Regions from separate parts of the Mus musculus genome. Here region 1 is linked to region 2. Evidence: chromatin contacts called from ENCODE Hi-C data. All regions are on one chromosome and are shown on one strand. The core of a region is the stretch at or near the end of the contact, and the rest is flanking DNA. Distances in the headings are between cores, read along the strand shown. Region 1 holds the start of Pitx1 (paired-like homeodomain transcription factor 1). Region 2 holds the start of Msx2 (msh homeobox 2).

The links. A loop is a pair of places that touch in the nucleus more often than their neighbours do.
Region 1: a map of ES-E14 shows a loop between it and region 2 (6-fold over the local background). The contact joins the promoter of Pitx1 here to the promoter of Msx2 in region 2. A Hi-C loop is called at or near these places in 5 of 37 maps with a recorded cell type or tissue (ES-E14 and left cerebral cortex).

What each region holds. Positions count from the first base shown.
Region 1 is chr13:55,827,508-55,832,873 of GRCm38, forward strand. Pitx1 (paired-like homeodomain transcription factor 1) reads right to left here and starts at 3,918. Exons shown (of 3, transcript NM_011097.2): 1 at 3,265-3,918; 2 at 933-1,168. The coding sequence starts at 3,433.
Region 2 is chr13:53,469,821-53,475,301 of GRCm38, forward strand. Msx2 (msh homeobox 2) reads right to left here and starts at 2,960. Exons shown (of 2, transcript NM_013601.2): 1 at 2,512-2,960. The coding sequence starts at 2,890. It overlaps Gm33763 (a long non-coding RNA gene), which reads left to right. Exons shown (of 4, transcript XR_873406.2): 2 at 4,155-5,481.

The DNA of each region.
Region 1 (5,366 bases), core at 2,668-5,167, 2.4 Mb after region 2:
CTGTACCCCAGCCTTTCCCAGGCCCTGATTCTATCTACCCAACCCCACACCATCCCCACTCCCATAAACCTGGGCAGGATTAGTGAGCTCCGAATTACAGGGTGAAGGTCTGCTGCATCCAGGCTCCCACTGGGTCGGACCAGCCTCACTGGGGAGGGCTGAAGGTTGGGCTTATGGCAGGGGCTCCACGAGGCAGGTGGGACTTTGGTCTGGCTTGAGAAGTGCTCCCAGTGTCTGATTAAATATTTGCCCACCCAGGGAAGAAATGATTTCCTTACTTCTCCTGAAGGAGCGGGTAGCATTTGCTGGGAACTGTGGAAGGTGCCAGAATACAGTGTGGCCTTGGGTCTGGGACCTTACATCTGTAAAGTGTAGTGGAAGGGCCACTCACTATCAGCGTCCCGCTCCACATGACCCCAGACCTACAGTGGGAAAGGGCATTAGGCAAAGGTCCAGCTAGTACCTGGCTGACTGGCCAGAAAAGATGGAGAATATTCCAAAAACAGTTTGGAGAAGGGAAATTCAGAATGAGATCACAGTTCCAAGAAGTTTGAGATACCCCAACTCAAGCACCTTTCAGGCCTCTCTGAGGCAGCCAGGCACGACCTGTCTTTCCCTTTCGTTTTCCAGGGGATGAAGGCTTAAAGCTCCCGAGGTCCTTAGCGGCAGAGAATCCTCTGCCCAATCTCCGGCTCTGAGTAATTCTGACAGAGTTCAGGGCAGGGACAGGGTCTTCCGACAGGGGCTTGCAGTAGCTCCTGTGGGACAGGTAAAAGGGCTAAGAAAGCAGTAGCCCAGGGACCTGGCTGACGTGGGTGGCTGGCTGGGGCCTAAAGTGGGGTCTCCTACGAAGCAAGGTCCGCGAGGTCAGAGTTGTAAGTCTAAGCTACTGAGTGCCAGCCGGTAGCCCTCTGCACGCGCCCCACGCTCACCCGCACTCGCGGTTCAGTGAGGTTGGTCCACACCGCGATCTCCTCTCTCATGCTCATGTCGGGGTAGCGGTTCCTTTGGAACGTGGCCTCCAGCTCTTGCAACTGCTGGCTTGTGAAGTGAGTGCGTTGCCGCCGCTGTTTCTTCTTCTTAGCTGGGTCCTCTGCACCGCCGCCGCAGCCAGCACTGCCCGCGCCACCATCCTCTGGCCCCTTGGCTTCCCCACCGCGCTCCTTGTCTGCAGCAGGTAGGAATGGGCGCGAGTCACCTCGGGCTAACACTATCGCGCCCGGTCCCGGCTCCACCGAAGCGCCTGCCGTCAGCGGTGGCTTCCCTCCCTCCATCCAGGGGCCCTGGGAACTGTTTCCCCGCTGGAAAGGAAGGGCCGGGTGCCGGTTCTCAGTAAGCACCCCTAGATCTGGCGTGCCACAGCAAAGAGCCCGGGAGCCACATCTGGGCCTGGGTTCCCAGCTAGGCAGGGCCTGCTTCTGCAGCTCGCTGGCTGCGGCCCTGCTGAGACTCTTGAAGGTCTAAATCTGAGCGGACACCTCAGCTTTCCTGAACGGGCATCAAAACTTTCCAGCTGAAGCTAGCATATCTGTGGGGTAAGAGCCATGTAGTCGCCTGGAATGTTGTTCTTGCCAGGGCTGTGTCAGAGCCGCAACTTAGCTTGGATCCCAGCCTTACCGGCCTCGGATTCTGAGGTCTAGAAAACCCTCCATTTGCAGCCTAGACAGACATATTCTGTCTAAGTGACCCGGGCCTCTCTGTCTCTTTAAAGCTACTCAAGATGCACACAGTAGTCAATAGCATTCAAACATAACGCAAAGGAACTACAAACCAAAACGGAGCCCTAGAAAAGCTCAGAGCTCTCTCCCTAGAAACAGAAAGGTGCACAAACCCTCAGAGCCAGGGAGGCAGAACCGGAGCAAATGTAGATCAAGAAGTCAAAACCGTTCCTGTGAACACACCCCTAAACTAAACACACAGCCAAATGTGTATAAACTCCAGTCAGATGGCCATTTCTCTGGGAAAAAGAATCTATGCATCACTGCAGGTAAATTTTAGATTCCCTCACACAAACACTGGGAGAGATACTTTCCAAACCCTAGATAAATACATTACAGCGAGATGATTTAAATTCACAAAATAAAACTGCTACGAATGGATTTTGATGGGGGGGGGGGGAATCTCAAAGAAATGCGCCATTTTGAATTGACTTTTAAAAAATCTCTCCAAGTAACTTGTGGCATGTAGGTTCTTTTAAATTTCAGAGAAATACTCCTAGTGAATTGTGTCAAAGGAAGCATACAGTTAAAATTGTTAATTTATCCCTGTAGATTTGATTTGAAAATCAATCTCTACAGGTTTTTTTTTTTTAAGCAAACACCACGCTTAAAACTTCTAAAAACAAAAGTACACTCAGAGCTTTGTTTTCTAACCAAGCAAACAGAGGTTGGAAAAAAGTCACTTAGAGATGCAAAACAGAAACAAATACCGATTAAATAAACGTGGAAGAGATGCCCAGGGCCCGGGATGGCTGTCCCAGGCAGCCTGGAGATCTGTGACTATTTGGGGTTGGGACCCCCCTCCCGTGCACAGCCGCTCCAAGACAGGACAGGCCTGGAAACGGACATGGCCGAAGCCACCCAATCTCGGGCCCAGCTCAAGAGATCGGGGTTGTTTTGTTTTGTTTTGTTTTTTAAAAGACAACTGGGGGATTTGTGGAGTCGAGAACCCACCCTGGCTGGACCCCTGGTGGCTCTGGGCTGAGGTGTCCACGTGGGCCAGGATCCCCGCTGCAGCAGGGTTCTGCCGGCTCTGCCGGGAGTCAGGCCGCGCCTCCTAGCTGGCTGGCTCTCGCTGTCCCCAGAGCTCGAGCTCGGCTTTACGGACCCCTCTCTTCTAGCCTGCTCTGTGACCCCACCTCTTCTTTTAGGATTCTTTCCTCCATCTGTCAAGGTGTCTCTTTGGGCACTTTGTCTGGCCACCCCTTCTACTCCCTGCACATCTGCTTCTCGCCCTGAGCCCCAGCGACTCCTCAGCAACCAGTTAGGGAAAACTCAACTTTTTTCTCCCGCGTGCTATCTGCTCCTGCTCCAGAGGGGCTGCCAGTCCCACTCAGGGCTTGGCGTGTGGGGGACTGTTTGGAAGTGACTTCGCGTGTGCGTGCGAACGCGCGTGTAAATTTCCGTGTTCATCGTCAGGTTAAGACCAGGGAGGAAAAAGAAAGCTCCTCGCTGCAGAGACGCAGAGGGGACCCGGCTGCGTGCCAAGCCGCCCGGTGTGCGCGGAGGCTGGATGCCCGCCGCGGGTTGGGGGAGCCGCGTTTACCTGGCAGATCAGCGTCGGACGATTCGCTGGCGGAGTTCTCCAGCGGCTCCCGGGGGTCGGCGGCGCGGGCCAGGTGGAAGCTGGGCCCCATGTCGTGCGGTGGTGGTGGCGGTGGCCGCAGCCCCTCCGGTAGCCTCTCCAGGCTCATGCCTCCCTTGAAGGCGTCCATGGAGGTGGGGACCGCAACGGGCGCTCCAGGGGCCGGGGCTGGGAGCTCCCGGCCGCCCAGGCTGCGACCTGTTGGGGACAAGAGAGTGGCGCCTAAGCGGCTGCCCCCCAGGGCTGCCCGCGCCCACAGCGACGCCGTTCGAGCTCCATCGACCTCTCCAGGCTGCGGGACCGGGTTCGGGGCTCGGGGCTCCGCCACGCGCTCCTGCTGCTCCGGCCTCAGCTGCCCGGCCGGCCCGGGCCCCAGTCCCGATTCGAGGCCGGTTTCTAAGGCTCGGGTCGGAGCCCGCAGAGTCTGTCTGAAAACGACAGTGCGCGCAGCCAGGTTCCAGCAGTCCCTGCGCCAGGGGTGGTGGGTGGGGTGGGCCTCGGTGGGAGGGGGCTGGGAGAGAAGGAGGGAGGGCGCGAGCGAGTGAGCAAGCGAGCGAGGGAGCGGGCGCGGGCGGAATCCAGCCTCGAGCCGCCCGCGCCGCGCCCTCCCCGCCGTCCTCCCTCCCTCCCTCTCTCCCTCCCTCCCTCCTGGCCTCGCCCGCGCCCTCCCCGTCGCAGCCACCTTCCCGCCGCCTCACCTCCCCCCCTCTCCCGCGGCCTCACCGCGCCTCTCCCTCCTTCCCCGGTGACACACGAATTTCTCCCTTGGCCGCACAAAAGAAACGCATCTGGCCAGCTAGCCCCGGGCGGCTGGTGCACACCTTGGGGGCCCCAAGTGACTTGTTTCGCTGAGAGTCAACTCCTGTCTGGGCCACCTCAAGTCCCCAGCCACGGGAGAGAACAACTTAGAATGAGTGAAGGTTCGCTGAGCAGGATCGCTCTGAGCCGGCGCCTCCGAGCCAGCGCCAGGGCAGTCAGTGGCAGAGCCGGGGGGCCGGTTCCCGGTTGCTGCAGCTCCCAGCGGTGGTGTCGTCCTCGAGGGGCAGACGGGCCCCTCCTACCTCAGTCGCTTCTCCCAGGAACTCGGGGCCGGCTGAGTGACAGCAGCCTGCGAGCTCTAATGGGCCCCGGATGCTGTCTTCTAATTAGTTTGGACCCTCTCCCCTAAGGCTGCTCTCATGGCCTTCCTCTCTGCACCGCAGTCAATTTTCCGGAATTGGGGTAGAGATGACGGCTTCTAATCAGACGAAACGTTTCTGTTGGCTCTAGGCCATGGCGAGTGGGACTGGAGACCCCAAGAGCCCCACCAGGCCCGTGGCCTTTCCACATCCCCCTTTGTTTTGCACCTACAATGATCAGGTCTTTGGCAGCCACCAGGTAGGCCTTGCCAGCCTCTGCCCTCCTTTAGGGTAACTTTGCTCCAGTGTGGGGCCTACTTTCTGAATTCTCAGGGCTTCAGCAGAGGCCTGGTAGGCCAGGTGACTGATGTCTCACAACCCTGGGCTGGGAGCTTAGGAAGCCTTTGGGTTTTCTCCCGATACACTGCTAGGAAACTGTAGCTCCAGAGCTCCCCCCTCCCCAAGCAAAGACTTTACCCTCTAGGCTCACAAGAGTGGTCCCCTCCTTAGCTCCTCACGCTCCAATGAAGTTTGTCCAAGGATTTTATCCAACAATTGTTAACTGGCCCAGGGACTTCAGCTTCTTGAGTAAACAGGTCACAACTGAGGTGGCCCTGACCTGCCTCTGTAGCCACGGAGGACCCCTAGGCTGTCTCTGGGCCTCACCTGCAGACCTCTCCCCTGAACCAGCCACTGATGGGGTAGACTAGGGCTTAGGAAAGAAGCACTTCTCTGTTCTCCAGTGTCCAGAGCCCAGGACATCATCTTCTCCTGTAGTCATTTCTTGGGTTGGCTCTACAGGTATGTTAGTGGTGGGGACTGCAAGGCTCTGCCTTTGGTCCTTCTCCTACCTTCTCTACCACCAGAGGGAAGTAGCTGGGCCCTGGATGGGTGCCTTGTGAGAATTGTGGGGGCAAGGGCAGACATGCAGGGTGGGGCCAGAAC
Region 2 (5,481 bases), core at 1,710-4,209:
ACAGCAGTCTGGGAGAGAGATGGGTAGACTTCCTAAAGGCCTGGCCTTCCTTCGCACGTGCTAATCCCCAACTGAGCCAAGGGCAGGGGAGATTTTCCTCTCAGCTCACTGGCCAACATCAGAGCTGGAGACCCAAGGAATTCTCGCCCTTCCCGAGCCCACCCAGGCTCCCTTTCAGACACCAAACTCTTACTGCATACACTTGCTGCTGGTTCTACAGGAGTTTTGAACCAGGGTAGCTTGGGTTACTCTTTGTGGGCCATGGTGACTTATAAAGTTCGGGCCATGGGGACTGTGCTCAGATGGCAAAGCCTTGCCAGGAGAATCTTTCCCCCATCGCTCCCACCTTCTTCCCCCTAACCCATTTTATACCAGCCAAAGAAAGTGTGTGATTAAACAAGGTGAAACAAACTTTTTATCCCGCTTTCTTCAAACCACAAAACCAGGGCCAGGGGTAGGTGGGTCCCTCCCTCCAACTCCAGCCCCCCCCCCCCAGCTGATTCTTGGCATTCTCCGAGCTCATCCTGCTGACACTTCCACCCCCAAGTATCAAAAACCTTGTGTTTCCAAATGAAACCTCCTCCGAAAGCCCCTAGCTTCTCTTATAAAAAGGATTTATCTAGGGCAAGGAAAAACTGCCCACTGCAGAGATGTTACAGAGCCAGTGGGGGCGGGGACACAGTGGGGGTGGGGTGGGGTGGGGTGGGGAACTGCCCCACCAGACCGCCAGGCCTAAGTATGCCAGGATTTCTGACCTTTGGCCACCATACCATTTAAGGCTGAAATCCTGGATGTGTTGTGGGGCATTGCCCCAGGCCTAGGAATACAGGCACTCCAAATTTGTTAAACAAGTTAAGACTCTTCATGTTTCTGAACCTCCATTTCGCTGACAATAAAATGGATAACTACTACTTATCCCTCGGGTGGCTTAGAGAGCTACATGTTGGAGTGCCCAGAGCCCCACTTGGGGGGTAATGAGCAAATCAATGTGCCCAAGAGCTTTTTTTTCCATGGGCCCAAACTGCTGATCCCTCTGAACTCTGCTGTGAAACGGCCTCTTCTGTTAACAAGAGGCTCTCGGCTGCCGCACAAAGGAGATCAGATAAGATAATGTATTGAAAAGCACTGTGCAAACTGGAGTTTAAATTCTTTAAGTCCTTAATCTCTGCACCCTTTCAGCCTTTCAGAATTTCCAGCAGGGTGGAGAGAGACAGCCAGAGGGGACAGCCACTGACGCCTGGGTATATGGTCTTGTTTTGTTCACAAAATACTTTGCATCTCTAGTCCAGAGGGCCGGGCTGAAAGGTAGAAAGGAAGACAAGTTCTCCCCCAGCTGAGCTGGGAAAGTCCCTCCACAATCCCTCTCCCTCTTTCTCAACTTTCCCAAAGTTTGATGGGGGGGGGGGCAGGAAAAAAGGCAACAGAAGAGATAAACCTCAAAGGCCAAGAGATAAAACTAAAAACAAAGTTTCAGGAATGGACCCCAAAGGGATGCTAAGTCTGGAAAGGAAGTCGGCACAGCCTCCCTGGAGGAAGTGGGGTGCAGTGAAAATAGCAATATGGCCATCACCCTCAAAAGAGGGGGCAGAGAGCATGGACACCAGACCCCCATGCCCATTGCAAGTATGAATGGTAACCTGGACCAAGCAAGAGCAATCCTCTAAGCACTAGCCACCAAGTCTGAAGGGGTAGCCACAGGTGGCATGCCTCTGCCTGTACTTTGAGGTTCTAGCAAGCAGCCAAATCTGGCGAACTTGTGGCCACCTCACTGTACATTCTCAAGTTCTGAAGGAATGCTGTTAATTATTACTGTGAACCCAGGAGAGCCCACGAGGGTCTGGCCCAAACTAGCTCCCTGCAACACGCAGAACCTAACCAACAACGGACTAGAATACAAGAAGCTTCCTTTCCGAATCAGTCTCTGCCTGCCACCTTCCCTTCATAGGATGGACACTGGAGTTCGAAGACTACCAAGTATGTCTGCTCCATGTCTGGTTAACTTCCAGTTGTCTAGTCTTTATAGTGGGGTGAACTTCATGGGGCTGCCTGTATATTTTGAAGGCCAGCAAAACCACATTTCAATACTCATTTAAAGTGGATCCCAGCCCGGTGTGGTGGTGCACACCAGTTATTCTAGTACTTAGGTGGTGGAGTAAGATGACGAGTTCAAGACCATCCTGAGCTGCATACCAGCACGGGCCACAGGAGACCCTGACTCAACAAAACAAAACAGCGACTCTCCCCTATTTCCCGGGCAGGTACACAAATATGAAGTTTTCGGAGCAGGGGGCTAAGGACTGCAGAAATCAACAACTTGGTTTGGTTTTCAAATGCCAGCCAGCGCTCAGGTACTGCAGATTCCTCGAAGCTAGGGATTCTGGGATGCGGACCGCCCGCTGAACTGGGGTACCAGGGGGGTCAAGAGCATCATCCTGTTAACACCCGTTCCCCAGCCCCTCTGGGACCCCTCGCGCTGGTCCAGCCCGGATCCCGTCCCAGACGCGCACTCACTGGGCGGCGGGGAGTATCTGCCGGGCTCCTGTATCCACGGTGCTCCGTCTTCGGAATTTTCCGACTTGACCGAGGCGGTCTCGAAGGGCTTGACGAGAGGCCCGGGACTGTGAGCGTCCCGGACGCCGTGTCCCGGCAGCAGCAGCGGCCGCAGGACAGCGCCAGCCGAGGCGCAGTCGGGTGGCACCGCGGGCGATTCCTTGGGCGGCTTCTTGTCGGACATGAGCGCCTCCACGCTGAAGGGCAGGCTGGAGACCTTGACCCTGCGTTCCTCTGCGCTGCCCTCGGCTCCTCCAGGCCCGGGACCCGGGCCGGCCAGTACCGCGGGGCCCTCCTCATCCGACGAAAACAAGTCACCGCCTTTAGTCGGAGAAGCCATGACTTTCTGCGCCGCGTAGCTGTCGGCGCGCGACTCCGCTGGCAACTCTCAAGCGAAGACTCCAACTTTTGGGGGGGGAGCCGGCAGGGGCGCGCTGGGAGCCCAGCCTGTCCTCCGAGGGGAAGTGGGAGACTCGGCTCAACCAACTGGCGACGGCCCTGCTCCTGACGCCACGGACGCTCGCCACCGATTGGCTCTCCCTGGAGAGGCTTGGGGCCCTTCCCCCGCCCCGTTTGAAATAAATTAGGAGTTAATTACAGGAGCAGTCAGCAGAGTTGTTATTAGGCGATCCCTCAAGGGTTATAATCGCCCAAACTGAAAAGTCTAAGGCGTAATTAAAGCCGATTGTTTAAAGAGGAAGCTTGCCGAGTCTCATTTCTTGTCTTTTAACCCCTCTTTAAAGTGTTTCTGGTGCCGATCCCACACGCTCCCGCCTGAGAATGTTGGAAATCTGCGGAGGGCATGGAACATTTATAAAGCTCCCACTATGAGCTCAAACTAGTGTATCTTTGTAACTATAATGGAAAACAATAGCAGCATCTTTACTAATAGAAATAGTTTAGGCATGGTCCTTAGTTGTCTTATCTTTGGAGAGTGTTCCAAGACATTAGCTGTAACTCATTCCTTAAGAAAAGGGACAAAGATGAGAAAGGCTGAGAGGTGGTCAAGGGATATTCAACTAATCTCTACCCTTTCTCCCTTTTTTTTTCCTTTAAAACAGACTCTTGCTCTCCAGCTCTGGCTAGCTTAGAAGTCGCTCCCTATCTTACCCAAGATGGTCCTGAACTTGCTACCCCACTGGCTTCGTCCCTGGTGTTGAGAGTGTAGGTGTGCACCAGCAGACCCAGCGCCCATTGGTTCCTGGCAGCTAATTTACACAAATGATCTCCATTTCATACTCTGTCCAAACAGGACAAGTTTTAGAAACTGTCAATGGGGATATTTTCTCACCCCTTGAGTCTCCTCTCTAGGCCCGTGCAAAAGTGTGCTCATGAGGTTTTTTTTTTTTTTTTTTTTTTTTGAGTTTGTGTTTGTCATTGGAGTTCAGGTGTCAGGATAGCATCTGCCTTGGGAGGTGATGGGCAGGGGAGAAGGGTATTTGTGACATTTAGTGTCTTTATTCTCTCTGCAAATAACAGGGTTCGACTTTGCAAACCCAAAGCCTGAATATCTTTGGGGAAAGCTCATCTCACCTGACTTTGAAATTTTAAGCAGCATACCTATCAGGATCCCACCCTAAAGCACACTCTCTATCTAACTGCAGCCCCAAAGCATCAGTGACCAACTGTATCAATGCATGGAAGAAGAGAGTTTTGAGACAGAGGCCTGAAATAATTCTGCACCTCCCTTGCCCGCAAGCCAGCAGGAGCAGAAAGATCGCTGCAAACAACCCATTTCAGGCTGCAGAAGCTTTTTCATAGATCCAAAAACCCATCCGGACTGGTGGGGGAAAGAAGAGCCTGCTAAGCGCTGGTCCCAAACAGCAAATGCTCCCTAAATACTCCCTCCAGCACCAAAGGGGAGGACCATTGCTCCAAGTTGCTTTCAATGACCAGAGCTTAGCAGGTACCCCAGTTTAGAAGACTTAGAAACTTGACTGCCTAGACCTCCAGATCCTTCCAGCTTACCTCTCTGAAACAGGGACCTTTGCCTCAAACATTTACCCAGAGTGAAATCTCGCTGGTCTGAGGGAACCCATAGATGTAGAAATCTTAGAAGATTAAAAAAAAAAAAGTCTTCACCAGATAATTCAGTTCAGTTTTGAAAGGTTTTCTTTTAATGATAAGAAGTTCTAAATGAGGCTTCTAAAAACCTGTGAAACTTTCTCCTACCACAAGATACAAGTACTTTGTTGTTGCTAACTGGAAGCCCGGGAAAGCCAAAAGAAGACAACGAAGGTGATTTGGAGACATGTATTTTCCCTGGAGTCACATCTGATGATAGGGATCTCAAATACAATACAGGTAAATTCAGATTGAGTTGTATGTCCTCTCAATAAGTGAGGCAAGATGTGGGGTTATGTATTTTGGAAGCAAATCTAAAATTCGTTTAGTCCTCAGCTGCCGAAGAATACAATGAAGTTCACGTTTCAATTGTCCTGAACCCAACCAATGCTTTATAAATAATCGGAAAACTTATCCTTAAAATGTGTTACTTTAGGGGCACAGGTAGAGTCTTAGGAAGTTAAAAAAACAAAACAATTCCATTGGAATGTCTCTATTTTTTTTTTAAACTGTCTCCTTCAGAGGAAAAGTTCAGTCTCTCCTGCACTATTTGGGGGGAAATGCTAAGACACTGAAAGGGAAACGGTGGGGAGAAAAGGAATATTTAGTTTTGACCTCCAGAGTACCAAGCTCTGGCCACGAACAGGAGGCATTGCCAAGGAGACAGCCCCCATCCCTTTGCCAGGCGCCTCTCCAACTCTGCTGGGGTGGAGACCAGGGCTGAAAAAGCCTGAACACGGAAGTTAGCCCTTCGTGGAAAGCCTATCTGCTGCAAGAATTTTGCACACCCTCAAAATATTTTTTCAGGTCTTCCCCGCGGCTCTAAACTGAGGGGCAATCATTCCTCTGCTCGACTCTTATGGGAAT